Regions from separate parts of the Homo sapiens genome. Here regions 2, 3, 4, 5 and 6 are each linked to region 1. The links are chromatin contacts, found by Hi-C or POLR2A ChIA-PET in ENCODE. All regions are on one chromosome and are shown on one strand. Each heading gives the region's core, a stretch centred on a gene start or an enhancer-like site at or near the end of the contact. The rest is flanking DNA. Distances are from core to core; before and after follow the strand shown. Region 1 holds the start of LRIG2 (leucine rich repeats and immunoglobulin like domains 2). Region 2 holds the start of SIKE1 (suppressor of IKBKE 1). Region 3 holds the start of CSDE1 (cold shock domain containing E1). Region 4 holds the start of BCAS2 (BCAS2 pre-mRNA processing factor). Region 5 holds the start of TRIM33 (tripartite motif containing 33). Region 6 has its middle 170 kb from the start of TRIM33.

Region 1 (5,163 bases), core at 1,242-3,741:
AAAAGATTGAGAAATCGGATGGTTGCCGTGTCTGTGTAGAAAGAAGTAGACATGGGAGACTTTTCATTTTGTTCTGCACTAAGAAAAATTCCTCTGCCTTGGGATCCTGTTGATCTGTGACCTTACCCCCAACCCTGTGCTCTCTGAAACATGTGCTGTGTCCACTCAGGGTTAAATGGATTAAGGGCGGTGCAAGATGTGCTTTGTTAAACAGATGCTTGAAGGCAGCATGCTCGTTAAGAGTCATCACCACTCCCTAATCTCAAGTACCCAGGGACACAAACACTGCGGAAGGCCGCAGGGTCCTCTGCCTAGGAAAACCAGAGACCTTTGTTCACTTGTTTATCTGCTGACCTTCCCTCCACTATTGTCCCATGACCCTGCCAAATCCCCCTCTGTGAGAAACACCCAAGAATTATCAATAAAAAAATAAATTAAAAAAAAAAAAAAAAAACACATATTTGCGGCTGGGTGTGGTGGCTCATGCTTGAAATCCCAGCACTCTGGGAGGCCGAGGCGGGCGGATCACCTAAGGTTGGGAGTTCGAGACCAGCCTGACCAACATGGAGAAACCCCATCTCTACTAAAACTACAAAATTAGCTGGGCGTGGTGGCGCATGACTGTAATCCCAGCTACTCAGGAGGCTGAGGCAGGAGAATCGCTTGAATCCAGGAGGCGGAGGTTGCGGTGAGCCGAGATTGTGCCATTGCACTCCAGCCTGGGCAACAATAATGAAATTTTGTCTCAAAAAAAAAACAAAAAAAACAAAAAAAACAAAAAAAACGTGTATTTGTGGCCAGTCACAGTGGCTCATGCCTGTAATCCCAGCACTTTGAGAGCCCGAGGTGGGTGGATCACCTGAGGTCAGGAGTTCGAGACCAGCCTGGCCAAAAAGGCAAAACCCCGTCTCTACTAAAAATACAAAAATTAGCCGGGCATGGTGGTGCACACCTGTAGTCCCAGCTACTAGGCAGGCTGAGGCAGGAGAATCGCTTGAATACGGCAGGCAGAGATTGCAGTGAGCCACTTACTGCGGAGGATACAGGTTAGAGAGCATTAATTTCTAATGGCCCCATTTGGTATAGTTTCATAGGAAAGCTCTGAAACTATAATGTAGAAAGGAACTAAACTGCCTCCTTTTTTTTTTTGTAAGGTTCCTGCCTATGCCGGATTTCTTACCAGAGTTTGTTAAGTCTGCTCAACAGCTAAGGGAAGAAGGCTAAGAGTAAGTTTCATTCCGCTGTCTTGGCTTTAAAAGTTTGGTTTGGACTGTAGCATTGGATATGGCCTTGTTTCCAATATATACTTCAATATTAAAAAAAAAAAACAGAAAAAGGTTTTTAAAAACATAATTATGACTCCATAATCTGCCATGGGAAAGATTGCTTTCAGTTACTTTCTATGAGAACCCTAACCTAGGCATTATCATTCTTTTTAACCTGCTCAGATTTTCAATTTATGTCAGAAAACCCATGTTAATGTCGAACCTGCCCCTGCCTCAAGAGTAACTTGGTTTAACCTCTTGGGGCTTGTTGCATCATCAGCAATAATTGTCTTGCCAATGTCACAGTCACTGAAGGAGCAAACAAGATAACAGATGCAAACGCCCTTTGAAAAGTTCACTACGTATAAGTGAACCATCACTATTATTCTCAAAGTCTTATTTACAACCTTGGATGGCTGAATGAGCATAAGATGGCCAGACTTCACTGTTCCTAGTAAGTTTTCCATAGCCTCTGCTTTAGGAGAAATAAATTTCCTCACATCCAGTCTTTGCTTTGTTGACTGCTCAACACCCTCTTGTCTCGCTTGCTTTTCTGAGAGTGACCTTGACAGCATCCCTCCAAAGAGAAGGGTATTTCCTTTATATAGACATGCAGGTGCAGTCCCACCAAAATTTATTGAACTCCAAGCTAGAACAAAAGGTGGAGGTGCACCGATGAAGAAACAGGGCCTCTGCCTTCAGGAGCTTACAAGGCCATTAACAGAGAGTGATATTGATCTTATGCAAATGGCAGTTGCCGCCTACTTGCAGAAGAGCAGGGGCTACAGCCAAGCAGCAGGGGGCAGAAGAGGCTCGAGCTCGGCTCTGGAGGCCGATCTGGCCAAAGCCAGGATAGAAGCTCCCGTGACCCATTCGTGTGTGCGACTTGGAAGGCAGCCCTTCTGCCACTCCCCTTTCTTAAAGCCCAGAGCAAATAAAAGATCCTTTTCTACTACAGTAGATATACCTGTAGTCAGGACTTTGAACTCACAGCTATTCGCCGCACCATTCCCTCTTAAGGAACTACTGCGCCCTCCAGCGGAAGAACAGCGGCGGAACTCCACAGCGGCAGCTAAAATCCCTGAACGCTTTAAAGTCCTTCTCCTCAAGATACTCGGCTGCGTCTGGCCCCGCCCCTCACTGAGTTCCGCCCCGGGCGCAACCTCATCTTATGGCACCGATTGGCTGGCCCCTGTGCGTGAGGACGTTGCGCCGTGGGGAGGGGCGGACGAGAGGTGTCCGTCAGGCCGTGTGTCCCAGGCCGTCGACCCCGCTGTCGCGCTGCGTCTGCTCCTTGCATGCCTTTAGATGGTACAGCCTTCAGCCGGGGCTTCGGGAGACAGTGCAGCCACCGAGCATCTCTGCTGAGCTTCTCCGCCGATCCTCCTTTTCTAGCAGGCAGCTCTTCTAGGCCACGTCCAGGTCGAGGGGGAAAATGGCGCCGGCGCCCCTAGGCGTCCCGGAGGAGCAGTTGCTGGGGTGTCGATCTAGAGTGCTTTCTCGGTTACTCTTCATTGCCCAGACCGCTCTCCTCCTGTTGCCCGCCGCCGGAGCAGGTCTCTGCCCCGCGCCCTGCTCCTGCCGCATTCCTCTCCTGGACTGCAGTCGCAGGAAATTGCCCGCACCGAGCTGGAGGGCGCTGTCGGGCTTGCTGCCCCCCGACACCGCTATCCTGTGAGTAGAGCGGCCAGGCAGAGTGACCAAAAGGAGGGGGAGCCTTCCCTCTACAGGGGGCAGGCAGGAGGGAGACAGGCCTGGTCGGAGGGTGTGGTCGAGAGCCTAAGCTCTGAAGGAAACTGCCGTCAGGATTTTATGAACTTTGTTTTAGGTGGTGGGAGCCTAAAAAAGCCGGTGTTAAGGTTTCTGGAGAATTGTATGAAGACGAGGGTTAAGATTCTTGGGGCCAAGGAGTCTGTGATTTCCTCAACTGGGGAGGAAATGGGGCGGGCATATTTAATGGTAAGGACTCACGGGTCCTGGGCACCAGCATTGACTTTGGATGGTTGGTGGGGCGGGGGGTGGGTTGAGCACGGAACAGTGCTTTCTGCTTATCTTGAGCTGCATGATTTGGTGTGTACCTCAGACTTAGTGGTCCTCAGGCACGTGATTTTATAATCACAATCGCCAAAGACCTATGAACTGTCTTTAGTCCTTAGTTCGCATGTTGGCTGATTTTGTGCTGCAGTTTTGATACTTAACAGGGTTGAAAAGTTCATTATGATGAATCAGGAGATCCTGTAATTCAGAATATCTTTGTAAGTAGCATTCTTGATCTAATTTAAACTTCACTGTAAAGAGGAGGAGTATTTTTTGCAGAACCATTTGATGCTTTGTTTTCAGCGCATCTTCTTGTGGCAAAGAACCCAAAAATCAGTTCTGCTTATTTATGTAGGTAAAGCAGGTACAACGGTTGAATGAATTCTGGAGTTTCCACTGTTGAGTTTTCACTTTGACAGGTCTTTATTAGACAGTGGAACTTGGAGGGCTCCTTAGTCTGAGTCAGCCTGGTGGTATTAGGAACAACAGCAGGTATTAAATGCTGCAATTATGGGGCTTCTTAACCACTAACATACAGTTATTTCTCGTCACTAACTGAGCAGCACGTTTATTAACTGACAGATTTCTGATGGAGTCGTTAAGAAAGAGTCATCAATGGGCCAGGCGCGGTGGCTCACGCCTGTAATCCCAGCACTTTGGGAGGCCGAGGCGGGCCGATCACGAGGTCAAGAGATCGAGACCATCCTGGCCAACATGGTGAAACCCCGTCTCTACTAAAAATACAAAAAAATTAGCTGGGTGTGGTGGTGTGCGCCTGTAGTCCCAGCTACTCGGGAGGCTGAGGCAGGAGAATCGCTTGAACCCGGGAGGTGGAGGTTGCAGTGAGCTGAGATCACGCCACTGCACTCCAGCCTGAAAACAGAGCGAGACTCCGTCTGGGGGGAGGGAGGGTCGGGGAGGAAGAGGGGCCGGGTGCGGTGGCTCACGCTTGTAATCCCAGCACTCTGGGAGGCTGAGGCGGGCTGATCACCTAAGGTTGGGAGTTCGAGACCAACCTGACCAACATGGAGAAACCCCATCTCTACTAAAAATGCAAAGTTAGCTGGGTGTGGTGGCGCGTGCCTGTAATACTAGCTACACCCTGAGGCAGGAGAATCACTTGAACCCGGGAGGGCGAGGTTGGAGTGAGCCGAGATCGTGCCATTGCACTCCAGCCTGGGCAACAAGAGTGAAACTCTGTCTCAAAAAAAAAAAGAGTCATCACTAAAAAAATAGGTTGAAGTGCAATTAAAATATGAGAGGCTGCTTGGATTTTTATTGGAAATAGAATACAAATAAGAGGTGTTGCGGAGTTTAAGAAGTATTTATATATTTGCAAATAGGTTAGCACAGATAGGAAAGAAAGCTACCTCATGTAGTCATTGAAAAAATTAACATAAATAATCAAATCTTTTAGTAAACATAGAACTGCAGTGTAGTAAGATGCTTTCTCTTTCATGGTAGTGACACCTGTAGTCACTTCTGGTTTTATTGACCCAAATTTAAAAACTCCTATCAGTGTGCAGTGTAGTGTCAGTTAAACCTAGCACAGCCTCTTTGTTATGCAGCAAGTGCCTTTTTCTAAGACATTCTTGGAAGAGCTACCTGATTATAACAATAAGTCTGGCACAGATTTGACAAAACAGCTTCATTTAGCTGTAATTGGAATGAATGTGGCCTATACTTTTTTTTTTTTTTTTTTTTGAGATGGAGTCGCGCTCTTGTTGCCCAGGCTGGAGTGCAATGGTGTGACCTCGGCTCCCTGCAACCTCTGCTTCCCAGGTTCAAGCGATTCTCCTGCCTCAGCCTCCCAAGTAGCTGGGATTACAGGCGTGCGCTACCATGCCTGGCTAATTTTTCA
Region 2 (5,163 bases), core at 1,014-3,513, 1.7 Mb after region 1:
GGAATAAAATGTGAATTCATGCGCCTTACAAGCAAGGAGCTTAAGTTAAATGTATAAGTAATAACCAACCAAGTGTTTACCAGGCAGCTTCAACACTAACTGGCATTATGTTTGGTGGGAGCGCTAAGAATTAATGAACATTTTCAAAAGAGATCTTGGTGAGGGAGGGGGAACCTTAGTCCCACTCAAATAAAAGGATCTGAGCAGCCCCTATCCTCCTTCTTTCTATTCATATCTTTACAAAGCCATGGCAAAATAAACAACAAATGTGATAAACATGAAAGGAAAATGAGCTTACTTTTCTTCAAAAACAAGCACACATGGCCAGGCGCAGTGGTTCATGCCTATAATCCCAGCACTTTGGAAGGCTAACGTGGGTGGATCGCTTGAGCCCAGGAGTTTCAGACCAGCCTGGGCAACATGGCGAAATGTCATCTCTACCAAAAAACAAACAAACAAACAAACAAACAAACAACCCCACAAAAATTAACAGGGCGTGGTGGTGTGCACCTGTAGTCCCAGCTGCTCCGGAGGCAGAGGTGAGACGATGGCTTGAGCCCAGGAGGCAGAGGTTGCAGTGAGCCGAGATCGTGCCATTACACCACGGCCTGGTCGACAAGAGCCAGACCCTATCTCACAAAGCAAAAAAACAAGCACACAATCTAAAACAATCTCAAGATTTCAATTTGGTTCATTTCGAATTTATTCAAAGTTTCTTACTGCAGAGTGAGACTGGTGAGCTTTCAGGACTGGTTCAGCATCCACCGCTTTTTTAGCAACCATTAACTGTAACATCTGTTTCCGATATTTGCTCATGATAAGTTCCAAAGCATCCTGGTGTTCCTCCAAGGAAATCCATAGCTCTGTCAAAAAATAAAAGAACTTGGCAGTGATGTCTGAGAGACAGTTCCCAAATCCAAAGTCTTAACAGTTGGAATTTTGTAACACTATATAGATAATATGAATCTAAAGTTGTAAATCAATGTTTAAGTCCGCAAAACTGAACAGTTAAAGTCTATGTGAAAGGTAACTTTCTAGGCAGAGAAGCAAAGTCTTGCAGAAACAACAATGGATGTATCATCAGAAGACATGTGTTTGAGTTCAGTTCTGTAACTTGCTTGGTTAATACTCATAAGTAAATCATTTAGCTTCTTCTGAGCCTATTTCTTAACTGCATTGTGGTAGATAAAAATGAAGATATGAGAATACAGTAGAATGATATATGTGAAACCCCTCTGGTAAACAACTATTAATACCACAATCATTAATAATGTACTAATCAAGCCTAAGAATATATACCCTTAGAATAAAATTCTGCTGCTTCACCTTGCACAAACAAGAACATAAACAAAACCTTAAATCTTACCTTCAGTGTTTATATTAATACTTAAACATTAAATTTTAAGTCCATGAGGCTATGAACTCTTTTGTTACACATCTGAGGATGCTTAAAAATAAACCATGCAATAATACCAACTCTACACAGCACCTCTTTGGTAAGCTGCTGCAATATTAGTCAGATGACCTTGAAAAGGGTAATCTAACAAACTTTATTGTTACTGGGCCAGATCAGGAGGACTCTCCTACTAAAAGTACTGACCTGGAAATATATGTACACTTTTGTAAATGTTTAGGGCAATTTTGCAATAACTTTAAACTATTACCAGATATGAAAAGGCCTGACTAACCTCTGTTTTCCTGTTGCAAGTCTCTAATCTGTGTGTTCTCTTGGGACAGCAGAATGTGAGGTTTGTATTTGGACATGTCCTTCATATCGGATGCATCCTCTTGATACTGGACAAATAGAGACAGACTAAGCATGCCTTAAAGAGAACAGCGGCAGATGCAACTGAAGAGGCAGAAGTTAGGGCTCCAGGGCAGGATTCTCAGCCCCGACCCAGGAAAATGGTCTCACCGCCGCCCTCTGAGACCGGGAATAAATTCCAGGCCGAGTTCCCACTTTACCTCGCTCTCCACCCTTCAGTGCCCAGAATCCGAGAGCACTGGACTCCTACCCTCTGCCTGACCTGGTCCGGAAGCGCTGTCCCCGCCTCCCGCATAGCTGCTACCCGCCGGTGCAGCGCCGCCGACTGATCCACCAGCGACTCGGCGGCCGCATCGTGCTCCCGTAGCCTCTCCAGCAGCGTCTTGGCGTCTGTCAGGATCTTCTCGATGGTGCAGCTCATAGCAGCAGCACCACCCCAGCCCCTGCCGGGCTCAGCTACGCGACTCGCTCAGATCTTCTGGGAGTCTGTCTCAGCATTACAGGCGTCATTTCCGGGCACGTTTACAAGGTGTCTTGGTAGGCGCAATGGGCGCCTGCGCAGTGGCAGCCTATTTTGCGGGTTGACCCGCTTTAACCTGCGGCTTCCTTGCAGTCCTTCCTTGCGCGGAGCCCCAGACCTACACTTGCCACGCCGTTGGTTTCCAGTTACCACAGCCTGGTGGTCAGGCTATGATTAGCTGGGCAGTGGGAAGGTCTCCTTTCCCTACTGGTTTTCATTGATGTGGGTTGTTCTTCAGTCACAGTTAGTTTCTTTTTATTTTCATTATTTTTTTCTTTTTTGAGACGGAATCTTGCTCTTGTCCAGGCTGGAGTGCAGTGGCGCGATCTTGGCTCATTGCAACCTCTGCCTCCAGGGTTCAAGCGATTCTCCTGCCTCAGCCTCTCGAGTAGCTGGGATTACAGGCATGCGCCACCACGCCGGCTGATTTTTCTATTTTTAGTAGAAACGGGGTTTCACATGTTGGCCAGGCCGGTTTCGAACTCCTGACCTCAAGTGATCCGCCCGCCTCGGCCTCCCAAAGTGCTGGGATTACAGGTGTGAGCCCCCGCGCCTGGCCTACTTTCATTTAATTTTTTTTAAATTGTGGCAAAATACACATAAAATTTAATATCTCAGCCATTTATAAGTGTACAGTTCAGTTGTACATTCATATTGTTATACAGCCACCATCAGCATCCATCTCTAGAACTCTTTCATCTTGCAGTACTGAAGTTCTGTACTCATTAAACAATAATTCCTCATTCTTCCTTATCCCCAGCTCCTGGCAGCCACCATTCTACTTTGTGTCTCTACAAATCTGACTATTCTGGGTACCTGACATGAGTGAAATCATACAGCATTTGTATTTATATAACTGCCTTATTTCACTTAGTGTAATGTCCACGAGTTTCATCCATATAGTAGCATATGTTAGAATTTCCTTCCTTTTTAAGGCTGAATAATATATATATACCACGTTTTGTTTATCCATTCATCCGTGGATGGACAGTTGGGTTGCTTCCACCTTTTGCTATTGTCAATAATGCTGCTATTGCAACTGGCTCACGTCTGGCTGCTTGCTGCCTAGAGGCCAAAAACATGAGAAGTGACCTGTGGTGAAAGCTTTACTAATCAAATGCTCGCAGATGGGGAATGGCTAGGCTCATGCCTTCAAAACAGCATTCCACTTTTTTTTTTTTTTTGGTCAAGGTATCCCAGAGACAGTATCAGTGTCCAAACTTTAATTTTGTCCCATATCAATGCCAGGGTGGTGTGCTACCTGCCCTGAGTCCATCATGTCCCTCCTGCGGCCAACTGACTTAGAGTCAAAAGAGTTACAGCCAATTAAACGTTCTAGGTCAGATGGGAAGGAGGTGGGCAGGCACTCATTAACCTTAAAACCCCTCTTAAGCAATGTTAAGAGGCAAAAACCAAAAGGCAAGGGTTACAAAATTGACTTATCTATAAATTCTATGCATTGAGCTGCTGTAATCTTGGCTTGTTGCAATTAGCTATACAAAATGCAAGCATTTTGTTTAGCTGTTTTGGCATCTGTGTCATCCTTGATTTGTAGGGTCTGAACTAATTTTAGCTCTCAATACTGGCCCTTACAACATTACGTTATAGTCTCTAGGCATGGCGGGATTGAAGAGTTTCAACTTTTGTAGGTAAAACAAAACAGAAAGAATTAACAACATTTCAAACACAAAGGTCATAAACCCTGCCTAGTTTTGAGAATAACAGGAAAAGAAGTTCATAGGTAGCTAAACACTTAAATTATTTAGTATCAAGGCACAGAATAAATTATATTAATTCAGATAGAGGCAGAATTGTTAAATGAATCTTAATATTTTTGAACACAAGACTGTCCCTGTGTCTCATGAAAGCAGTTTACTTTGTCGCCTTTGCCTGAGTCTAACGATGAGGCTTTGGTTAATTGCAGTTTAGTGTCAGATACTGGCAGGAGTTGATGCCTTCTTTGGATGAGATATGTGTAAGTCCCTATAACTTAAAAGCACAAGGATTAGTTAATATCACCTGATAAGGACCTTTTCAAGGAGCTGGAGGTGTGATACCGGAGTCTATGACCTGACTGGAAGCTGTAAAAATATTTTACAACCTTGCAGTGATTAATTTTTATAGCTTCGATAAACCCCAGCAATAAGTCAGAGACTTAATTTACGATTTTGATTTTGAGGACATTGGTCAAAGATTTTAAAAGCCTCAAAACATTTGATCAAAACAAGATAATATTCATTGTAAAAATAATAGTTACTCATTTAACCAAACTGATAATTAAAGACTTTAAAGGCAATTGAGAAGGTTACCAGGACATAAAAACCTGAACCCTTTTAAATCTCAGTTTTTCTAGGCAATTAAAAACCCATTAAAGAGAGCATGGGAATTATTTGATAAAACATTAAAATCTTGTTTCTTAAGCAAGTTACTACACAGGCAAAAAACCCCTTCTGCTGTGTGACTGCTTCTCCTTATGGGAAGACCATGTAGGTAACCTGAAAGTCATACTTGAAAAAAGTGCTTGAATTTAATCAGACACAAGAAGAGTGTATTCATGCTTATGAGTATAGCAAGGGAATACATCTCTCTGAGCAATTGCGTGAGAAGTTTCCTGATTACAACGAAAATCACATATCAAGAAAAGCCGGGAGTACAGAATCAAGTTATATTGGAGGAAAACACTGCTTTTATAGACTTCTAAGATAAAACATTTCAGCATCAGGCCCCAACAGTTAGAATCAGAGGAAAAAGAATTAGAGGAGCTGATGGAAAAAGTTGAAGGAGAGTGTCCTTTTCAAAGGGAGGAAAAAACTGAAAACAGCCAGACACAACAAAAGCTGAACTTCTGAGATATGAATCTGAGAAGTTTTAAAAAAAA
Region 3 (5,163 bases), core at 990-3,489, 1.7 Mb after region 1:
CAATTCTTTGTGTTTACTTAACAAGATCAAGATTTTTATCTCATTTTGCAATACAGTCCTGAAATTCAACTCCTCAAAAATCTGTCCAAAAGAACATCGTTCCAAAATTTCCATGTTTTAACTACCTTGTCGAAAGTATGGCTCTCACAACAGTTTCAATAGACTTAGTGCCACTGAACTGTACAATGAAAAACACTGGAACACTAAATTTCATGTTATGAATGCTCCAGCATAATTTGATATTTTAGCATTTTGTTTGTTTAAAACAAAAATCGATGGCCCTACACGATGTGTCTTCAGGTGGGGAGAAGGGAAAATAAGGGTAGAGGGTAAAGCCAGACTGCACGTCAGCTTTCACGCTTTCAATTTTGATTTGCTAGGACTTTACCAGATTTTCACCCACACTCGCTAAAGGTCACACTTAAGTCAGTACTTACAAAAAAAGAAAACCTATCTTCTGTGCCTCAAATACTTTAGTTTTCAACTCAGCTGCTATAAATAATCATCTCGATGGTAAACATCCAGAACAGCTGCAAAACCAAACTATTACCTTCTCTTTTATTTTAGTCCCAGGGCTAAAACGAAACAAAAAGAAGGCCAAATATTTATCTAAGTTTTATGACTCAGGTATATCCCTACTGAAGTATATAAAGCCCCTCCTTACCCACACCAAGGATATCCATTATTGGTTAGTACCAAAAGAAAACCAAGGTATGTATTATAGTGCTCCTCAATGCAATATCAAGAATGTTTGCCTTTAGTTACTCAAAATGAAAATTACTCAGCATTTTAGTATAGAGTAGCTTATATCTGTGGGCTATAATTTGAAACCTACATTCTAAAAAAGTAGGTTAGTAGCAGTGGCTGAGAACTGCCAGTTCATACCAGCCTGATGAAAATTTAAGCCTCTCAAAAAGATTTAACTACCACAGTGCCTTTGAGCATTCTCCCTCTCCGCCCTGTCTCCCAACTGTTTAAAGAGCGCCATATTCTTTTACTCATTTAAGGTGCAAAACACGAAAATTAACTTGCCCAACAACGTTCAGATATTCTTTGCAGATTCAAGCCTGTTTCAGGGAGCGTTCTCTGCTTCACCTGTGAGTTAAGCAAGACGGCCGCCATCTGGGTGTTTCTAAGGGAAAACCTTAAAGCAAAAGAACCTTGGCACTAAGATTTCGTATTGATAAAATAGCATGGCAAAAATTTGAAGCTGTCTCCGACGGGGGAACTCTAAAACATTCTACATAGAATGACGAAGCCAGGCCGTTCATTGCACAATGTGGGTGGGCCAGGCGCTGGCACCATGAGAACTACAGGAGGTGGAAGGGAGGACACTACTGAGCTTTCAGGGCGCACGCCCATTCCCCAAGATAGAGGGGTGGGAGCCACGTGCCTAAAAGATTAGGGACTGGTTCCCTTTCTCAAGACGCCGAAGGGGAGACAATGAGGGGAAGGTTGGGTGCTGAGACCCTGCTCTAGGTGACTGGAGTAACGATGTCAATTCCGCCACACTACTGTGCCAGATGTGGCTGGGGAAAGGTGTCTTTAAACACTTCCCCTAAGATATCTAGATGGAGCAGGGTCTCAGTCTATACACAAAGAAGGCGCCACTGCCGCACTGCGCTCTGGTACTGGTAGTCAGATTCCCAAGCAGGTAACGGCCAGGAAACTACAGGGTCCAGAGTCAAAGTAGGCCCCTCTTCTCGGTCTCAGGCTCTTCCAACCTCACACAAAGGACCGCGCCACCACCCCCTCGCCCCGCCCGCCGGGACATGTAGTTCCCGTTTCCCCAGACAAGCCGCAGATGGGGAAGCAGCCAGACTACAGATCCCAGCAGCCTCCGCGCCCGAGCCCCGCACCCTCTGCCTCCATCTTGGCTGCTGTCGGAGCCTCCATTTTCGCTCCCTCCCCCCACTTTAGTCACCACCACCACTACCACCACGCGCAGCCGGCTGGCCTCAACTCCTCGTTTCAGCTCTGCGACCTGACATGAGGCCCAGGCAGTTGAACGGGAGACGTATGAAAAAGCCCAGGGCAGGGAATCGGGGTGCATTCTTCCCCACCTAGAGCTCTACGAGTGCCCACCTTGACTCAGAAGGCTTCTCGTTAGCCTTGGTCTTATTCTCAGCCCTTCCCCTGGGTTTCTGCTACCCCCAGTTGGACCCTGAGGTCGTACTCACCCCAACAGCTCAGCGCCCCCTCTCCAGCGCCGCCATAAGCAGCACGGCCCGGTACGTAGGAATAAATCTCGCTTCTCTCGCGAGAGTTGCGGGCTCCGGGCGCGTGCACGAGAAGGGGCGGAGTGAAGCGTACTCTCAACACGCTTGCGCAGCAGGGCTAAGTGACGCCAAGCAGTTTGCTGCACTTAACCACAACCAACATGGTGGCTGCATTACATTACATTCCTTCTTGGGTGTGCTGCGGGAAGCAATCTCGGTGTTTACTGACTCCTCCTGGACACTAGGGGTGGCGGGTGGCTTTAGGCGTCTCTAGTCTTCGAGCGTTTGAATACGTTTTAGCCCACAATAATGGGGTAAACCTTGAAGGCCAACAATTCTGATGGCATATTCAGGAGTCATAAAAAATGATTTATCTTTTCCCAGCAAAAATCCGGAAGGACCTCACACTCGTTTCTTCTTATAGTGCAAGCATTCTTTCTTACGTCTACTGTTTTAGAGGAATTTCATTAGTATAGAGTCAGCTTTGTAGCAAGGTAATTTAGAAATCTAAATGAGACCTTTGTTTTCCACGAAAAACATTGCAACAGATGCACAAGAGTGAGCAAGGCTGCATAATCACTAAACAAAATGAAACAAATTCAGTCAACTGACCTTTCAAGTTACGAAAGATATTCCTGTTGTGTCAGGTAATCAAAGAGGGTGGATCAGTAATTAAAAGGTTGAAATAAGAGCAAAGAGATGATTCATCCAATGGGGGAAGAAGGAAGGAGAAAAATGGGTAATTATGACCACAGGAAGTTCAATGGATTATCCCCTGCCAGACAGTAGAGCATGCTCCTCTGGTGAGAGGAATGCTTTTCCCAGATTCAATGCTTCTGTTTTCACAGATTCACTGGCTCTCTCACTTGACAGTATTGGATAAATAATGAGCAGCCAGTCTTCTGAGAACTCTCCTACCCACTTTTTGCTTACAACACATTTATTTGACATGTTGTATGTGTAACCACTGGGAAGTATACAGTTGTAAAGAAAATCGGATATAGACTTGTCCTCAAGGAACTTTTAGTCTAGCATCATTGATGATCACAAAAACAAATCTAAACATACACATTGGAATAAGTGCAATGAAGGAAAGACAACCTTCAATTCAACCTCTTGAATTCTAAGAGGAGGCCGTGTCCCATTTCTGTTCAAAAATTTCCTCACCACCTTTGTTGCTGGTGTCCAGTCCCATGTATAACACCTCAAAACTGCCTTTTTGCTCTCTTTGATGCCTTCCCACGCTTTCCTAAGCACAAATATTTGCTTCATTTTCAATGCTTTCATAGCTCACTCTATTGTAATTATTAGTTTTTACTAGGTAGTAATACTCTAGCACAGAGCTTATGAAATTCATCTTTGCATCCCTGGTTGTTGACAGTGCCCGCTCTCAACAACTCTCAAAAGCTTGTTGAATAAATAGCACTGGACAACAGTATGATAAGTTGTTAGAAATTGGAATATATTTCTGGGAAACTACAGAATGTAAATTTTTTTTTTTTTCAGATGGAGTTCACTCGTGTTGCCTAGGCTGGAGTGCAATGGCATGATCTCAGCTCACTGCAACCTCCGCCTCCCGGGTTCAAGCAATTCTCCTGCCTCAGCCTCCTGAGTAGGTGGGATTACAGGCGTGCACCACCACACCCGGCTAATTTTTGTATTTTTGGTAGAGACAGGGTTTCACCATGTTGGCCAGGCTGGTCTCGAACTCCAGATGTCGTGATCCACCCGCCTCAGCCTCCCAAAGTGCTGGGATTACAGGCATGAGCCACCGCACCCGACCTAATTTTGTATTTTTAGTAGAGACAGAGTTTCTCCATGTTGGTCAGGCTGGTCTCCAACTCCTTACCTCAGGTGATCCGCCCACCTCGGCCTACCAAAGTGCTGGGATTGCAGGCATGAGCCACCACGCCTGGCCCAGAATGTAAATATTTCAAACCAGCTGTTTTGTTTAATTCACCCAGTTCTTAAATCGAGATCTCCCCTTCCTGCAATACAGCTGGTCTGTGTATTCTAATCTAATGTTATAGAGAAACTGTACCAGGCTCTTGCGCTAGATATGAGGTCATGTGAAACTAATTAGGTAATTAGGTAATTCTACTTTTAGTATACATTCTCAAATATCACAGCAATAGGAAATGTAAAAAAAAAAAAGTCTTACTAAATTATATCAATACAATTACTATTAATAAGGAAGGATAAAGCCTTGATTTCTACCATTACACATAGCTTCTGAAAACCTTCTTTAATTATATAATCATTTCATCATCATCATTCTGAATATATCCCAATTGTCTTTAAATTCCTTTAAATTCCTCCTTGTTCCAAAATTAATATCAATTTACATTTAACACAAAATGCAGTCTGTATAAACCGAGAAATATACATTTTAGCTTCTAATGCATTAAAGAAAGTAACAGGTGGAACAATTTGATATAAATCACAAGTTAAAATGATTTACTGTTTCTACAAGTAAAACCCACAAACAGAAGTAGGTTTCATTATTAGATCACTACATAATGATTTTTTTCAGATGAATTTTGAAGTCAAATCAAAAACTGAAAAAATGTGGTTATCTTTTTATGTTTTTTTTTAAATTAAATCAGAAACTTGTTAAATCACTTTGGAAAACCATCTCCTATGCAACAGGGTGACATGGATTTTGGGAAGATAGTCTGTTAAGGAACCATCAGAAAAAAATTTGAGAAATTATTTTTAGTTATTCATCATATTTAGTTTTCTACTCTGAAAAACTTAGACAATGAAATTGATAATGATTGTGTGCTTTTTTTCCCTCTACAATCATCAATAAGTACATTATCTCTGAAGTCTACTTTAGAATCAAAAGTAAGCATTTCTTACAGTTTGTAAGGTTTTCTTGAGCAGCGGTGGGTGAGATTTTTGTCATTTCTCTGTCGAATGAGAAAAATTAGGTCAATATAGA
Region 4 (5,163 bases), core at 1,307-3,806, 1.5 Mb after region 1:
TGAGGTCAGGAGTTCGAGACCAGCCTGGCCACAATGGTGAAACCACGTTTCTACTAAAAATACAAAAATTAGTTGGGCATGGTAGTGCGTGCCTGTAATCCCAACTACTTGGGAGGCTGAGGCAGAAGAATGGCTTGAACCCAGGAGGCAGAGGTTGCAGTGAGCCGAGGAGTTGCACTCCAGCCTGGGCACCAGAGCAAGACTCTGTCTCAAAAAAAGAAAGGATTAAATAATCAGTAAACTAATTACAGGAGAATCACTTGAACCTGGGAGTTTACTAATTAAATCATCAGTAAACTAATTACAAAGGTATTTAAGAGAGAAGGAAAAAAACTGGCAAAAGTATTTTAAAAAGTCTGTGATTGAATGCAGTTATCTGAAACCTTCAGAAATCAGTCCAATAAGGAAGCATTACTGTACTTAGTTCTTAATGTGGTTAACATCTACACCTAGGTACAAATATTTAGAAAAAGCATAGGAAAACACGTTCATAGGAACATACGTCTTCTACTTAAAACTCAGCCAAGGCTGGGCATGGTGGCTTACACCTGTATCCCAACACTTTGGGAGGCTGAGGTGGGTGGATCACTTGAGGCCAGGAGTTCAAGACCAGCCTGGCCAACATGGTAAAATCCCGTCTCTACTGAAAATACAAAAATTACCCAGGCATGGTGGCAGGCACCTGCAATCCCAGCTACTCGGGAGGCTGAGGCAGGAGAATCACTTGAGCCCGGAAGGTGGAGGTTGCAGTGAGCAGAGATGGCACCACTGCACTCCAGCCTGGGTGACGTAATGAGACTCCGTCTCAAACAAAAACAACAACAAACTTAACTAACAATTTTTTCATGTTACTTTAATGTAAATAATATCTTTTTTTTTTTTTTTCCCTTTGAGACAGGGTCTCACTCTATTGCCAGGCTGGAGTGCAATGGCATTATCATGGCTCACTGTAGCAGTCTTGAACTCCCAGGCTCAAGTGATCCTCCCACCTTGGCCTCCTGAGTAGCTGGGGCTACAGGTGCATGCCATCATGCCTGGCTAACTTTTTAATTTTTCTTTTGTAGAGAAAGGGTCTCACTATGTTGCCCAGGCTGGTCTCAAGTGATCCTCACACCTCAGCCTCCTAAAGTGCTGGGATTACAGGTGTGAGCCACCACACCCAGCTAAATACTGCCTTTTAATAATACAATCCTTTCATAAATAAACGATTAGGTATAATGGGAAAAAATCCTCCAAGCTGTACATACTGAAATACTTGAATCCAATAATTTAGAAATGATATCTTACATTTCATTTAGCTAACTAGACCCTAACTAGAATCCTGGGTGTACTTCAAGGTTATACATTTAAAATAGTATCATACTCAATGTGTGGAGTAGAACAGCATCTGACTCCTTAGGCAATCATGGACACTCCCTTCTCTAATCCTCTTGTCCTTATACATACCCTCCGCTATAGGTCCTTTACATATTATTACACATTTATACATACTATTGTAAACTTTTTGTTTTATATATCTAGCTCCTCACTGTATTGTATTTTTCTGTATTCAGAAACCCTATCTTTTTTGGAGAGGATGTTTGTCTTAAATAAAGAAAAGAAAAATTAAAAGAAAACAAAATATATTAAAAAAGAAACCCCATATATCTCTATGATCTCAGAATCTAGAATGGCACCTAGCACTTGTAAAGTATTCATATCAGTGAAAATTATTGCCTACATTAATCAGAAATGTGTTAATAAAAACATCGGATAGATTACAGAAAAAAGGAGAAGGCTGAGAAAAAAGTAGTATACACTTGGATATGGTTTGTCCTTTCAGTCGTATCACATACATTTGGTAAATAACTAGACTTTAATATGCCACTCTCCAGTGGTTCTAAAGAGCTTAGGTAATTAGGCTTATACATATTAAAAAACCCTAGATCACTTGCTGTAGAGTGAATCTTGGCAGGAGAGGGTCCCTTTGAGAATTTACGCATGGATCCTATCTCAAAGAATGGTAGCCACAAATTTTTGCATTAAGTGAGTTGTGGAGCCCCAGAAAGTCTTCCTATGGATCTTAGAATAAGAACCTCGGAGAAGACTTATCTATCTAGTTGTTTTCAATAGACTGACACCTATACAGTAGGTAAGTAGTAGCTATGCAGGCAATGGTTAAAACTGGAATTTAAAGCTCTCAATCCAAAATAAAGGTTCACAGGAATTCTCGTTCACACCTAGGCTCAAGACATACTTACTTCAAAGGCAGAATAATCCGGGGCTGTCAGGTAGCTCAGGTAGTTCTTAGTAGGTCGGTATCTGCGAGTTTCCTCCTCCACCAGCGCTGCAGCCTAAGAAAGAGAATAGGGACCAGGGTAGAAGTGGCAAATTGTAACATGTTTCTTTCAGTACCGAGCCAGCTAGCAGTGAGTCAGCTACAAAGACACCCCGCACTCACCGCTTCCCGCACACCAGGGGCTTCATAACCTTGATCAAAATACGGCAGCGCATCCACCACAACCTCTCCAGCCACCAAACCTGTGCCCGCCATTCTGAGGACCTCAGGTTTGCCTGCGTTTTCTGCGTCTGCGTAAACTCAGTTATATTTAATTACGCCGGCGCCTGACACTGATGTAATCACGTTCCCTCCGTATTGACGTTAGTGCATGCTCAGTTGCTAATTTTGAAGGCGGGTCCGCCCGGTATCTAGAAATTGCCGGGCTGGTTTGTTTTGGGCGGACGTGACGTAACGTCTTGGCTTGTCTGCGTCAGCGAAAGGCCTCAATTTCCTGTCCTCTGCTTACTGCCCCTTTTTTTGCCTGCGAATGGCGGCGATTTGAAGTTGGGGCTTTTCGTTTCCTCCAAAACATTGATATCTGGAAAGGGAGCCCCTTAACACTTTTGGAGGGAACTGGCTGCAGCATTTGGCGGGGAGAGATAAACTGGTTTCCCACCTCTGCTTACTCCCACCTTCTCCCCTTAATCTTCTCTTCCTCTGTGCGAGACTTTTTTCCTTTTTTATTGTAGACACAGGGTCTTTGTTCTGCTGCCCAGGTTGGAGTGCAGTGGCGTGATCATAGCTCACTGCAGCCTCAACCCCCCGGGCCCAAGCGATCCTTCCACCTCAGCCTCCCGAGTAGCTGGGCCTAGAGGTGCACACCACCATGCCTGGCTAATTTTTAATTTTTTTTGTAGAGATGGAGCCTTTCTATGTTGCCAAGCCTAGCCTCGAACTCCTGGCCTCCCAAAATGTGGGGAATACAGGCGTGAGCCACTGCACCCCGGGTCATTCCTCTTTTACTTCCTTGCTGTACCCCAACTATCCTTCCCCCTCGGTGCCCTTAAAACCTTTGCATTGGGTAAGTACATTTTTTAAAGAGACTCTAGAATTGGGCGCCAGTCTCCAATTAAAATTGTGAAGCTTTATGGTCTGCGTATCAAAAGGAACCTCAGTTCCTTAAAAATCCTGTCATTTTGCCTTTAGGACTTAACGGTAATAGAATGGCATTCCTCACTGCCTCCGAACCACTCAAGCTGCTGCCCATGCACTCTCTTCTGCATGGCTCCTGGACTAAGCAGCCTCCCTTTGATTAAGCAGGTAAAAACCAAATAAAGTTGTCAGACTATATGCCCTGCCCAGTGTGCAGTCTAGACCCAGCCTTTGTCTGCCAAGAGCCTGGAAATGTTGACCTCCGTTATTAAGCCTGGTCAGTCTAAGACTAATTCTTATTACCGAAGTACCATTAGGTAAATGTGCTAGCTATAGATTTAAGTGACATAAAAGATCTTAAAGAATTCTCCAAGGGATCTGTGGGGGGTTTATGTATTTATTCATTAAAAGATCTGTAAACAACATTTTATACAAATCTTGATTCTTTTACAAAAATATCCAGAATTCCTAACACTTTACAGAAAACACAACAGACCTAAGGAAATGAAGCAGCTTCAGGCTGCGAGGATGAAGACACCATTGCTGAAGCAAAGGTCTCCTCCTAGAGGGATAGCCAGGATCCATCACAGTAAACCCTTTTACCCCCATTTTATAAACATCCAATTATTAACTGTTCCTGCTGGGTTGGAGTGTAAGAAGAGACCAAATGGAGAGATGTCTAGTAGAAGCCCCACTGGGGGTAACCTGCTTAACATTAAAAAAAAGACAGGCTCAGTTCTATTCCCTGGACCCACATCTGTAGGAATTATATTATACAGCACCAGTCTTAAATGGTGTTCTGCTTCAGATTCATGCATACCTGAATGGGTTGTAATGACAATACTGTACAAGTCAATAAACTGTATCACAATACAACTTACACAGTTTTGTAAGGTTGAATAAATACTTTCTGTGCCAGTTAAAACCATCAGCAGAAACTGAAGAAAACAAACTGACATTTGCTATAACATTAATCAATGAAAAGTGCACCATCTGAACTTGAATTTGCCCATGAGTTTGAAAACACACACACACACACACACACACACACACAGGCCGGGTGCAGTGACTCATGCCTGTAATCCCAGCACTTTGGGAGGCCAAGGTGGGTGGATCACCTGAGGTCAGGAGTTCGAGACCAGCCTGGCCAACATGGTGAAACCCCCGTCTCCACTAAAAGTACAAAATTAGCCAGGTGTGGTGGCGGGTGCCTATAATTCCAGCTACTCAGGAGGCTGAGGCAGGAGAATTGCTTGAAGCCGGGAGGCGGAGGTTGCAGTGAGCCGAGATCACACCATTGCACTCCAGCCTGGGCAAAAAGAGCGAAACTCCATCTCAAAAAAAAAAAAAAAAAACCGAAACAAAACACACACACACACACATACACACACAAAAAAAACACTGCACCATCACTGAAAACTTTCTCTTTCCAATCACTACTACTACTACTTTAGATATTAAAGGTCTGGATGACTAAGTGGTATATGTTCAAGGAATGTTCATATTTTGAGTCTAATTTAATTAGAGCAAAAATTTCAACATTTCTAGGGGAATAAAAAGAGTCTCATCTAGGCACCTATAAAGTTCCTTATCCTCAGAGCTGAAAAGTGGCTCTGGTACACTTAATAGAAAATTTTTATTAATAAAAGAAATAGCTATATAATCCTACTGAGATGAAATTTCCATCTGTAGGACTAACCAACTTTTTCTGTGTCCATAAAAGTCTTGGCTTCAGTTCTGTGTTGTACAAC
Region 5 (5,163 bases), core at 1,067-3,566, 1.4 Mb after region 1:
CACAAATGAGAAAACTGAAGCTAAGAAAAGGTCATCTGCCCAAGTCGTAAGTAGGAGATGGCAAAGTAGATTTCCAAACCCTACCGTTCCCCCAAACCAAAATGCTTCATTCTGTAATACCTGATATATCATTCCTTTACTACCCATTCCAAATGTTGATTTCTTTCCTAGATAACCGCCAGGATTCTCCTAACTGGTCTCCTTGTCTCCAGCCTTGCCTTCCCTCATCCCTCAAGTGCCCTAAGTGATCTTTCTGGATCAGAAATCTGATCCTTTTATCCTCTTGATATGAAAGCCCTCCAGGAACATCCTTCAGTCCACAATGTCGAGGATACACTCTACAGGATGAATTCCAAGCCCTTTAGTGCAGCTCCACAATCGCTTACCTACAGTCCCGAAATTCAAAAGCTTTGAAATTTTAATTTTTTTCATTGGTTTGCAACAGAACCCACTGTGAATGCTGGGAGGTTATTTATCGTCTATCCCATTAGCGTGACATTCACGTGTTTCAATGTAGAAACATTAACGTGTTTGATAGAGTTAACTCAGACCCTGATAAAAGTCTCACATAACAGACCTTGCCAGAAAAAAGAAAAATCCCAAAATATTCTGAAGTCCTTACACCTGGATCCCAAGAGTTTAAGAGACTGTGAAACCTTTATCTTTTCAGCCCATCAATCCAATCTAATTTCCACCAATCACCCTACACAGTCTTTAGTTCCAGGGATGTAGAAGGGTGTCCTGTGCCCTGAATACCCTCCAACCCAGTGAGGTACTCATTCTTCAAGAAACCTGTTCATGGATTTCCTTTCCTGTGAAATTTCCCTGACCTTTCCTCTATTGTGCCACAACCATTGTACTGAGGACTCACCTCCACTGCTGCAAGTTATATGTTTCTCCTGTTAGACTGTGAATGAAGTCTTCATTGAGTACTTTATTCAATCCTAGCACAGTGCCCCAACACTAGGGGCTCATTAACGGCCAATTAGCTAAAACAAATTCATGCCCAGCTTTCCCTAACTCTCAATTTCCTTCAAAGTTCATTTCTCCTTCATCCCCAAACCTTAGGATTTTCCCTAACCATGCAGTCCACTTTCCGAGTTTCTCTTTCCCCATGTCATCTTACAATTTTCTTCCAGGCGCCTTCTCTGGACCCCTTGCTCTCCAACATATTCTCTCCACCTCCATTTAATCCATAGTCCTCCTCTCTCCTATCTGTGAACACGCCAAGTCCCCTCCCTCCAAAGCAATCCATCTTCACTGCCCTTACCTCTTACCTACTCCCTCAACACCTCGCTGGCCCGGGCCCTTTCAGCCAAAACGCTTCCTCACAACGTGTTTCCCAAATCCCCCTTCTCTCACTGTACGGGTCTGCCAGCTCCAGAACCAGCGCTCGGCCGGGTTCCGCACATCACAAACCCTCCCTCGGAGCCAGTGTCCCCTCCCCCAGCCTCTCGCAGCCGGCACCCCTCCCTTCATGCTCCCCTTATCTCTTGCGGTCCAGCTTCTCTGGAAAGTGTCCCAGGGGCGAGTCTTTCACCTTAGAGACCCCTCGGGATGGCGCCCGTCCGAGCAGCCCCAGGCCCCAGCACCTCCGTCCCCAGCTCCTCTAGGGTTGCGCAAATCCCTTGCGGCCCAGATGCCAGGCAGGGCCTCCGGCTCACCTTGCTGGATGTCGCCGTTGCTGCCCCCCGGGATGGGCACGCTGAGCTGGCGCTCCGGCTCGGGCAGGCAGCGCAGGCAGAAGGAGTGAAGACAGGGCAGCAGCTTGGGCTCCGCCTCACGCCGGCTCTGCAAGCTCTGCTGACACACGGCGCAGGTGTCCAGGAGCGAGGCTGGCGGTCCAGGAGGCGGCCCTGCCGAGGGACCCGGAGCGGGAGCCGAGGCTGGAGCTGGAGCCGGCGTCGATACTGCGCCCCCGGCAACTCCAGTGCCCACTGAGGCCGCAGGAGATGAAGCAGCCTGGGCCGAGCCCGAGGAGGCCGCGGCCACCCCCCCGTCGTCGGGCCCGGCCGCGCCGCCCTCAGCGCCGGCCCTGCCGCCTTCCTCCTCCTCCTCCTCCACCAGCACCGCGGTGAGAGGCGGCTCCGCCTCCTGCGCGGCGGGCCCGGCGGCCCCGGCAGTTACCGGCGCGCTGCCGCTGCCCCCGCCGCCGCTCTCAGCCTCGCCGCCGCCTTTGTTTTCCGCCATGTTTTCCTCTTTGAACCCGCCGGACCGCCCCGCGCCGCCCGCCGCCCGCGTCGCCGCCGCCGCCGCCCCCAGCCCCAGCCGCAGCCGCAGCAAGAGCGGCAGCCGAGAGCTAGCGAGAGAGCGAACCAACGAGAGCGCGCGCGCACGCGGCGCCCCCGCCCTCGCGTCGCGCGTTTGAAGGAGGGCGGTTGCGGCACGCGCACGTACGCACGGACGTCCTCCCGAGGGAGGCGGGAACTCGGTTCGCGGGCGCGGAGCGGTCCCGGACCCTCGAAGCCAGTTCCTTGCGTCAGTGCCGCGGCTCTTTAACCCGAAGGGAGATTTTTTTTTTAAAGCCAGAGGCCGTTGACGCTGGGTAGCCTTTGGCTGGGGTTGGTTATGAACTCCGACACAGCGGTGGTGCATACGGAAGGGTGGTAGCCGGGACGGTTCCGGTCCCTGCGAGCGTGTCCCGGGCGTCTCCGCGGAAGTTTCACCTGCCGCGCCGCTCGATCGCCGGGACCTCCTGGGTCTCTGCTGTGCGTAGACCAGCCGCGTTCCTTTGGGTGGCCGTGGAGCACTAAAGCGGGGCTTATTGTTTGTTTGGTTTTGGTTTTTTTTTTTGTTTTTTTTTTGCTTTTTGTTTTTGAACTGAGGATCTATCAGAAATAGGCTGAAAAGACCGAGTGAGGAAGAAACTCTTTAACAGCTATTTTTGGCATCTTAAGGTGATTCTCAGGAGTTGCTACGTATCAGAATCAACGGAGGAGTTTTTCAAAGCAGAGATGCCAGGGCCAGTCCCCAGACCTGAATCAGGAAGTGAGGGAGAGAGCCGACGGAGGGGGAAAAGTCCCTTCAGCTGATTCTTATGTATGTCAGTTTGGAGAGCCACGGATATAACCAATACTGCGTCCTTCTGAGGTCCCACTTTAAGTGTCCTGGGTTGAGCTGGGTGACAAATGCCCTTACAACAATGGTAGTAGAAGCTTTCAGGCCAAGCGCAGTGGCTCACGCCTGTAATCCCAGCACTTTGGGAGGCCGAGGCGGGCAGATCACTTGAGGTCAGGTCAGGAGTTCGTGGGCAGCCTGGCCAATATGGTGAAACCCCGTCTCTACTAAAAATATAAAAATTAGCCGGGTGTAATGGCGTGCGCCTGTAATCCGAGCTACTCAGGAGGCTGAGGCAGGAGAATGGCTTGAACCCGGCAGGAGGCGGAGGCTGCAGTGAGCCGAGATAGCGCCACTACACTCCAGCCTGGGCGACAGAGCGAAACTCCGTCTCAAAAAAAAAAGAAAAGCTTTCAGAAAGTTGCCTTTTTATTTGAAAAAAAAAAAAAGGTATTTGGAGGATTTTATGTAGTGCAACAACTGTTTTAGTGTTAAGATCATGAAATGCTTTGGTCTCCTGTTAGTGTTCCCAAGAAAGGTGCTGTAAGTCCTTAAACCACGTGAAAACTTTTTTTTTTTTTGAGACCTCCTCGTTCTGTCGCCCTGGCTGGAGTGCAGTGGCGTCATCACATTTCATTGCAGCCTCGACTTCCCAGGCTCAAGCCGTGCTCCTCGCAATTACCTGGGACCGTAGATGCACGCCACCATGACTTAGCTGATCTTTTTTTTCCCTTTGCCTCGAAGAGGCTGGGGTCTCACCATGTTGCCCAGGCTGAAACTCCTGGGCCCGAGCGATTGGCCCGCCTCAGCCGCTGGAAATGCTAGCATTACAGGCATGAGCCACTGCGCCCAGCCTCCTGAAAACTTTTTAAAATTTATTCAAAAATGTTTCCTGACCTCTTTATTGTCATAGTGTTTTAGAGATACACTGGGATTACAAAACAGAGGAGCTCCCTGCATTCAAGGGGTTTACAATCTAATAGAGAAAAAGATTGAGAATAGATACATGCCAGGGAGTGGTAAGTGCTGTGAAGAAAAGAATAAGTGGGGTAAAAGGGGTTAGAGGTGATTGAAGAAGGCCCCTGTTGATCAGATGAAGGAACCTGTCTTGGAGAAGAGCAGGAGAGGAACACATAACAAGTGCAAAGGGCCTGAGGGAAACGGATTCTTGGCTTGTTAGAGGAGGAGTCAGTGTGGCTGGAGTGGCTTGAACAAGGGAGAGAATAGTAGGACATGAGATAAGAGAGTTATTAAGGGAGCCAGGTCATGTACAGAAATGGTCTTCAATTTTTTTTTTAACTTTTGTGCCCTTTGAAAGAATTTTGGAAGGCTGTTTTCTTTCCTCAAACATTGTAAGTTGACTAAATTTTTTCAGAAGTTTAAATAGTTGCAGAGTTTAATTTGTGACATTCTGTAATACTGACATTTAAAAATTATTTTTAATCTAATAGGGAAGTAAACACTAAAGTGGCTTAATACTATCCATTTTTTAAAGTATATTAAAATGTTATATTTTTTAAACATGGAAAAGTATTGGGAATGTTTTAATGATATGGCTGGGAGTCTTCCCCCTTCCCCTAATTATTTCGAGTAGGCATGAATGCATATAACATTGCTAGAATGAGATAAGGTCCTGTATCAACTCCATTTTTCATTGCCACAGTCTTTACTGCATTAAAAACTATATATGTATACATGTATGTATCTACACACTCACATATATGATGGAGTAATTCCCTTAAAACTACCCTTACTTTTTTATGTACCCCTTGGAAAATTTTCCTTCACTGAAGTACCCCAGGAGTACTCATACCCTAGCCTTAGGACCACTGAGTCAGATAGGAAGGCTTGGATGGGTTTTGAGCAAAGACTCAAAGCAGAATTGTGAAAAGAGTCACTGTGGCTGCTTCCTAGAGGAATCACCTGTAAATGGTCAGTGGAATAAGGAAGACCAGTTAAGGGGCTAATAGGGTAATAACTCGGTTGGTTGGATCAGGTTAGAATCTGTAAAGGTGGTGAAAAATATGGAGTATAAATCATAAACACTTCTTCTCAAATTCACTTCAAAAAAATAAGCTAATGAACTGAATTTCTCAACCAAAAGTT
Region 6 (5,163 bases), core at 1,489-3,988, 1.3 Mb after region 1:
ATCGGGTTTTTGCCATGTTGCCCAGGCTAGTCTCAAACTCCTGGCCTCAAGTGATTCCTCCACCTTGGCTTCCCAAAGTACTGGGATTACAGGCATGAGCCACTGCTCCTGAGCCTATTTATATGTTATTTTTTTAGAGACAGGGTCTCACTCTTCACTCAGGCTGGTGTGCAGTGGCACAATCATGGCTCACTGCAGCCTCCAACTCCCGGGCTCAAGGGATCCTCCAGCCTCAGCTCCCAAAGTGCTGGGATTATAGGCATAAGCCACTGTGCCTGGCCCAATTTCATTACTTTATTTTTAAAAAATTTTTACTTATTTTTATTTTTTAAAAATTTTATTTATCTTATTTATTTATTTATTATTTTTTATTTTTTTTGAGACGGAGTCTTACTCTGTCACCCAGGCTGGAGTGCAATGGCATGATCTCGGCTCACTGCAACCTCCGTCCCCTGGATTCAAGCAATTCTCCTGCCTCAGCCTCCCTAGTAGCTGGGATTACAGGCGTGTGCTACCACATCTGGCTAATTTTTGTATTTTTAGTAGAGACGGGATTTCACCATGTTGGCCAGGCAGGTCTCGAACTCCTGACCTCAAGTGATCTGCCTGCCTGGGCCTCCCAAAGTGCTGGGATTATAGGCATGAGCCACCACACCTGGCCCCAATTTAATTTCTTAATCCATTTTCCATTCTGTGCAGTTAAACAGTTTCCAATTTTCTCCATTTTTTCATTTTCACATTATTGAAATTATTCTCATTGGCAATAATTTTTTTCATTTAAATTCTAAGATGCTTCATCATCAGCTTTTGGCCCATGGATTCTACCAGTTACAGCATCTGCAACTGGGAATTTTCGTAACCATTTTTTCTCCAATCAAATTTTGTAAATTTGGTCAAGTAGATTTATTCTGTTTTACTCAGTGACAAATTTTATCCAGTGTAGTTTCCATCACTGACAGTTTCATTTAGTGATATTTAGAATGAATTGAATACACCCTGAGAACTTGCATCTATTTGTATTTCTCATGGGTTAACCCATGAGAAAACTGTGAATGGTTTTATGATATAGAGAGAAGCAGAGATGGGAGAGACATGGGCGGGAAGGGGAAGGGAGGAAAGGAGAAGGGAGGGGAAGTCGAGTGAGACCCAGAGGTAGGGAGGGGAAGCCACCCTCTGTCCCGTCTTTAATCACCAAGGATTTAACCACCAGCATCAGGGGGTCTCTGCTTGGACACTTAGTAGAGTTGCATCTCTGGGTTCCCATGAGGCTGAAAGGGTAGAGAATCTTGTTCAGGCAGGGAGTTGTGAGCCAAGCCCACCTGCCCCTTGGGCCAGAGCCTGCAGTTGCTGATGGGACCCGCCAGAGCTCTCTGGTCTCTGACCCAGCACCCAGCAATGTCCCACAACTGGCGGCCCCATTAGTCTGGGCCTCCAAGCAAGCACAGCACAGAGCAGAGTGAGGCACATGGAATGTTTATAGGAAATAAACCACGACTGGTTTAACATGAGCCACTGGAATATGGGGGCTATTTATTAAGGCAGCATAACCTACCTATTTCAACTGACATCGAGAGCTGTGTAGTTTTGCACAAGTCTTTAACCTCTCTGATTACCAGTTTTCTCATGTAGAAAACAGAGAAAACAGTACTTAACTTGCTTGTTGTGAGAATTTATTAAATTTAGGCTGGGCGTGGTGGCTCACACCGTAATCCCAGCACTTTGGGAGGCCAAGGGGGGTGGATCACTTGAGGTCAGGAGTTAGAGACCAGCCTGGGCAACATGGCGAAACCCCATCTCTACAAAAAATACAAAAAAAAAAAAAATAGCCATGGGGCATGGGGGCACGTGCTTATAATCTCAGTTACTCAGGAGGCTGAGGCAAGAAAATCGCTTGAACCCAGGAGGTGGAGGCTGAGTGAGCCGAGATCGCGCCACTGCACTCCAGCCTGGGCAACAGAGTGAGACTCCGACTCAAAAACAAAAACAAAAACAAAAACAAAAAAGAGAGAGAGATAATTTATTGAATTTAAAGTGCCCAGTGTCTAGTAGACCGTAAATAAGAGCTTTTTAAATTAATAGTACAGCTTAGTATGAATTTTAATCCGGCTTAATTCAGAAATCAGCTGTCTTGTTTTCTTTTCTTTAATGTCTTAGGATTCCGCCTACTCTAAGGCAGGAAGGCACACGTGTATGCCCCTCACCTCCAGGGTGTTTAAAGACCCAGCTCTCCCCTGCCTGTAGTAATGGGGAACACATTTTTGGATGCCATAGAGTTGCGCTCGGGTTTTCTGGGCCATCAAGACCTATTGTGAAAGCAATAGGAGACCAGCGTTCTTGGTGGGAGGTTCTGGGGAAAGGACAGGGAGAGGGAATGGAGACAGATGTTGAGCTACTGGATGAGGCCTGTACAGGATGAGCCTGGGCCTCAGAGCAAGCACAACACAAAGCAGAGTGATGGACTGAGACGCTTGTGGGGAGTAAACCAGGGCTGGCGTACTGTGATTCTGACCCCTGGAAAGTTGCCTGCGAAGGGCACCGCATTGCCAGAAGAGCCAAGTGAGCCGATCAAGGGAAAGGCCTCTGCCAGGAGCCTTCCCCCGAGAGACCGCTTTTCCTCCCACCGCAGGGTCGGCTTGCATGACAGGCCTGCGCTCCGCTGGCTCCAGCGCCTCCGAAGTCACCTGCCCTGCAGTGGGGGCGCGCACCCAGACCCTCCCCTGGGATCCCATCCTCCCCTCCATCCCCCTTCCCTCCTGGCCCAGGGCCCCCGGGAGTGACGGCGAGAGGGGGAAAAGCTCTGGGAAAGGAGGGCCGGGCCAGCCCAGGGGAACACAGGGCCGTCTTCACCCTCCACGCCCTTCCTTCCTTCTCCACCTCCTTCTTCCAGATTCCTCTCCAGGCACTGATAGAATAGACCGAAAGAACGACGGGTTTGACTTGTTTAGCAAATGCTTTTGATACCCCTGAAACACAGAGAAACGTGTGCCTTGGCAGTAAGGGATTATTGCACGTTTTAACTTAGCAGGACTGAATCAGGCAGAAAGAAACCTAATCACCGGTCTCCAAAATCGGCCCAAACCTCTGGCGGCCGCGTCACTCGGCTCCACCAGTCTGTGCCGCCTGCAAGCGCCCCTAGCGGCCTCGCAGCCATCGCGCCTCAGCAGCGCCGTGGCGTCCTGTTCGGCAGTGTCCATTAGAGGGCGCCAGCGCGCCTCAGAAGAGGGACCGTGACGCTAGCCCTCGCGGGTGCAGCCCGGAATTGCAAGAAGGCTGCGGAAGGCTGTGCCAGCAACTTGCACGACAGCACCTTGCTTCTAGAGCATGAGTTTACCTGAACATGCAGCTCAGGGATTGTTTTCAGATTGAAACCATCGCACATTCCCTGTGGCAGGCAGCCCCTCTCCGAGGATAACAATCATGACGGTAATCATGGTCATGATCGTCTTTGCAATGGCCCCTTGCCCTGAGGGTCTTCTGGCCCAGGACCCTCCGGTCCTGGCTGCTCAGGACAGGTGATTACCTTTTGAGGGCCTGAGCTAGTATTCTCCCTCAGGTATTTGCAAAACTTTAATTCCAGTGTCTTGTAATTGTCTAGCTTTTGAAGATTCTCAGAACCATCTCATTAAGATCTCACAGAAATTGAGCTCTCCAACTCCAATCCCACAGCTTTTTGCCTCCCGAAATTTGCTGTGTGTGTGTGTGTGTGTGTGTGTGTGTGTGTGTGTGTGTCAGAGAGAGAGAGAGCACGCACCTCCCAAGTTCTTTGCTTACTGGCTCGCTGATACCTCGCAGACCAATATTCACACTGCCTTTCTTTGACACTTTCCTTACTAAACTGTACCAGCCACACAACATTTACACGCGGATGGGTATGGACAGCACCAGATCTCTTCCGGACAGCACCAGATCCCTTCCCCACAGCACCAGATCCCTTCCCCACAGCACCAGATCCCTTCCCCACAGCACTGGGGTCCCAGCAGATGTAGGACTAGGCTTGATGGCAAGCACTTCAGACCAGCGTCTGGAGATGTATGTTCTGGGCCTGGGCCTGCCACCACCTATGAAACCCTAGGCAGGGCACTAGCCCTGGGTGCCTCCCCTGAGGAGGCGACTGACCATATCTCTGAGGTTTCGTGAAGCTCTAATGCTTCTGGACTGTGATTGTACAGAAAGCAGAAGGGCCATTGCCAAGAAGAAGGCATCATGTGCTGTGTTGGGTGTGAGCATTGCCGTGGACGGGCAACCCCTGGGCACTGAGCTTCCACCCAAACCAGCCCTGAGCTCCATCCCACTCCTCTCCCCATCATGACCTGCAGACCCCATCTCAGGAGCTGCATTCTCCAAGCCCCAAACTGAGAGGTGTGGTCTGATGATTTCTTAAGGGAATGTCATCTTTGAATGACCTGCCTTAGGAACCCCAAAGCAGCGTCTGCAGGCAGCCACTCAGCCTCAGGCCCTGAATACGTTCCCGATTCTGCCCTGCTCTGCCAGTTCTATTAATATTACATTAGCCTCCTCTCTCCACAGGGCCTCATACCGTGGGGGAGCTCCCAGCTTCCTTTGTTTGACTTCTCCCCAGATGCCACACCTGATGACTTGGAAATATAATAAATGAATCCATTGTAATTATCAAATAATTACAAAATGGTGTTTTTACTAAAGAACTAGAGAAGACCCTATGGAATTTCTGGGAAGCTCTACCTAATAATAGACTCCCCACTAAAGGAAAGAGTACGTATTTCAAGATCCAATATTATTTGTATTTTACTGGTATATGTGGTGTGGTTCAAAGACTTTAGTCAGTTGGCTTTCAAATTTGCTCATTTATTATTTTTTTCTGACAACCATAACCACTCTAATGTGTTGCATTCACATAACATCTTTCATCTGCCATCTCAAATGTTTTTCCTCTCAGCTTCCTGAGTGCTCTTTGTCAAAACTGCTTTGGTTCTCTTTGTCCTTCAGGGATGGTTCCCCTGTGCCTACACCTGAGACGTGTCTCTCCTGAAAACTCAGGATGAAGGCGGACTTGAAGGAGGAGGCTCAGAGCCTGAAGGGCTGGGGGCTGGGCAGAGGCAGACACATGGCAAGGTGGGAGGATGGGTTGAGCAGACACGAGGCCTGTTGGCCAGTCTTCAGCAGGCTCCCAGGCTCCTGAGGGAA

The links. A loop is a pair of places that touch in the nucleus more often than their neighbours do. ChIA-PET counts read pairs that join two places held with the same protein, here RNA polymerase II (POLR2A). Pooled maps may share reads with other maps.
Region 2: a map of gastrocnemius medialis shows a loop between it and region 1 (6-fold over the local background). The contact joins the promoter of SIKE1 here to the promoter of LRIG2 in region 1. A Hi-C loop is called at or near these places in 2 of 168 maps with a recorded cell type or tissue (gastrocnemius medialis and naive thymus-derived CD4-positive, alpha-beta T cell) and 6 of 50 pooled maps.
Region 3: a loop to region 1 is called in a map of CD8-positive, alpha-beta T cell, with 17 times the contacts of the local background. The contact joins the promoter of CSDE1 here to the promoter of LRIG2 in region 1. A Hi-C loop is called at or near these places in 1 of 168 maps with a recorded cell type or tissue (CD8-positive, alpha-beta T cell) and 12 of 50 pooled maps. POLR2A ChIA-PET finds 5 or more read pairs at or near these places in 1 of 52 experiments (T-cell).
Region 4: a loop to region 1 is called in a map of CD8-positive, alpha-beta T cell, with 10 times the contacts of the local background. The contact joins the promoter of BCAS2 here to the promoter of LRIG2 in region 1. A Hi-C loop is called at or near these places in 4 of 168 maps with a recorded cell type or tissue (CD4-positive, alpha-beta memory T cell, CD8-positive, alpha-beta T cell and naive thymus-derived CD4-positive, alpha-beta T cell) and 10 of 50 pooled maps.
Region 5: a loop to region 1 is called in a map of CD4-positive, alpha-beta T cell, with 8 times the contacts of the local background. The contact joins the promoter of TRIM33 here to the promoter of LRIG2 in region 1. A Hi-C loop is called at or near these places in 2 of 168 maps with a recorded cell type or tissue (CD4-positive, alpha-beta T cell and naive thymus-derived CD4-positive, alpha-beta T cell) and 11 of 50 pooled maps. POLR2A ChIA-PET finds 5 or more read pairs at or near these places in 2 of 52 experiments (activated B cell and activated naive CD4-positive, alpha-beta T cell).
Region 6: a loop to region 1 is called in a map of CD4-positive, alpha-beta T cell, with 8 times the contacts of the local background. The contact joins the enhancer-like site here to the promoter of LRIG2 in region 1. A Hi-C loop is called at or near these places in 2 of 168 maps with a recorded cell type or tissue (CD4-positive, alpha-beta T cell and naive thymus-derived CD4-positive, alpha-beta T cell) and 8 of 50 pooled maps. POLR2A ChIA-PET finds 5 or more read pairs at or near these places in 1 of 52 experiments (HEK293).

The regions. Positions count from the first base shown.
Region 1 is chr1:113,070,707-113,075,869 of GRCh38, forward strand. LRIG2 (leucine rich repeats and immunoglobulin like domains 2) reads left to right here and starts at 2,492. Exons shown (of 18, transcript NM_014813.3): 1 at 2,492-2,939. The coding sequence starts at 2,701. LRIG2-DT (LRIG2 divergent transcript) reads right to left here and starts at 2,396. Exons shown (of 3, transcript NR_103777.1): 1 at 2,233-2,396. RefSeq lists enhancers at 1,963-2,212, 2,271-2,804, 2,463-2,772, 2,805-3,336, 2,953-3,012 and 1 more.
Region 2 is chr1:114,778,422-114,783,584 of GRCh38, forward strand. It overlaps SIKE1 (suppressor of IKBKE 1), which reads right to left and starts at 2,264. Exons shown (of 5, transcript NM_025073.3): 1 at 2,028-2,264; 2 at 1,689-1,794; 3 at 721-863. The coding sequence starts at 2,186. RefSeq lists enhancers at 1,450-2,016, 2,017-2,582, 2,047-2,286, 2,527-2,646.
Region 3 is chr1:114,755,745-114,760,907 of GRCh38, forward strand. It overlaps CSDE1 (cold shock domain containing E1), which reads right to left and starts at 2,240. Exons shown (of 20, transcript NM_001007553.3): 1 at 2,181-2,240. RefSeq lists enhancers at 1,637-1,956, 1,792-2,785, 2,157-2,446.
Region 4 is chr1:114,579,059-114,584,221 of GRCh38, forward strand. It overlaps BCAS2 (BCAS2 pre-mRNA processing factor), which reads right to left and starts at 2,557. Exons shown (of 7, transcript NM_005872.3): 1 at 2,441-2,557; 2 at 2,241-2,333. The coding sequence starts at 2,533. DENND2C (DENN domain containing 2C) reads right to left here. Exons shown (of 21, transcript NM_001256404.2): 21 at 3,792-5,163. It overlaps LOC105378914 (a long non-coding RNA gene), which reads left to right and starts at 2,785. Exons shown (of 3, transcript XR_947719.4): 1 at 2,785-3,341; 2 at 3,467-3,580.
Region 5 is chr1:114,508,887-114,514,049 of GRCh38, forward strand. It overlaps TRIM33 (tripartite motif containing 33), which reads right to left and starts at 2,317. Exons shown (of 20, transcript NM_015906.4): 1 at 1,665-2,317. The coding sequence starts at 2,190. LOC124904348 (a long non-coding RNA gene) reads left to right here and starts at 2,452. Exons shown (of 2, transcript XR_007066452.1): 1 at 2,452-3,039. RefSeq lists silencers at 1,854-2,153, 2,184-2,293 and enhancers at 2,484-2,653, 3,514-4,276.
Region 6 is chr1:114,343,518-114,348,680 of GRCh38, forward strand. No RefSeq gene overlaps it. Among named protein-coding and RNA genes, the nearest start is that of TRIM33, 170 kb to the right of the region's middle. RefSeq lists an enhancer at 2,129-2,629. Within about 2 kb of position 2,739, at least 21 of the 41 ENCODE cell types and tissues checked have a DNase peak (open chromatin) inside an H3K27ac peak, as active enhancers do.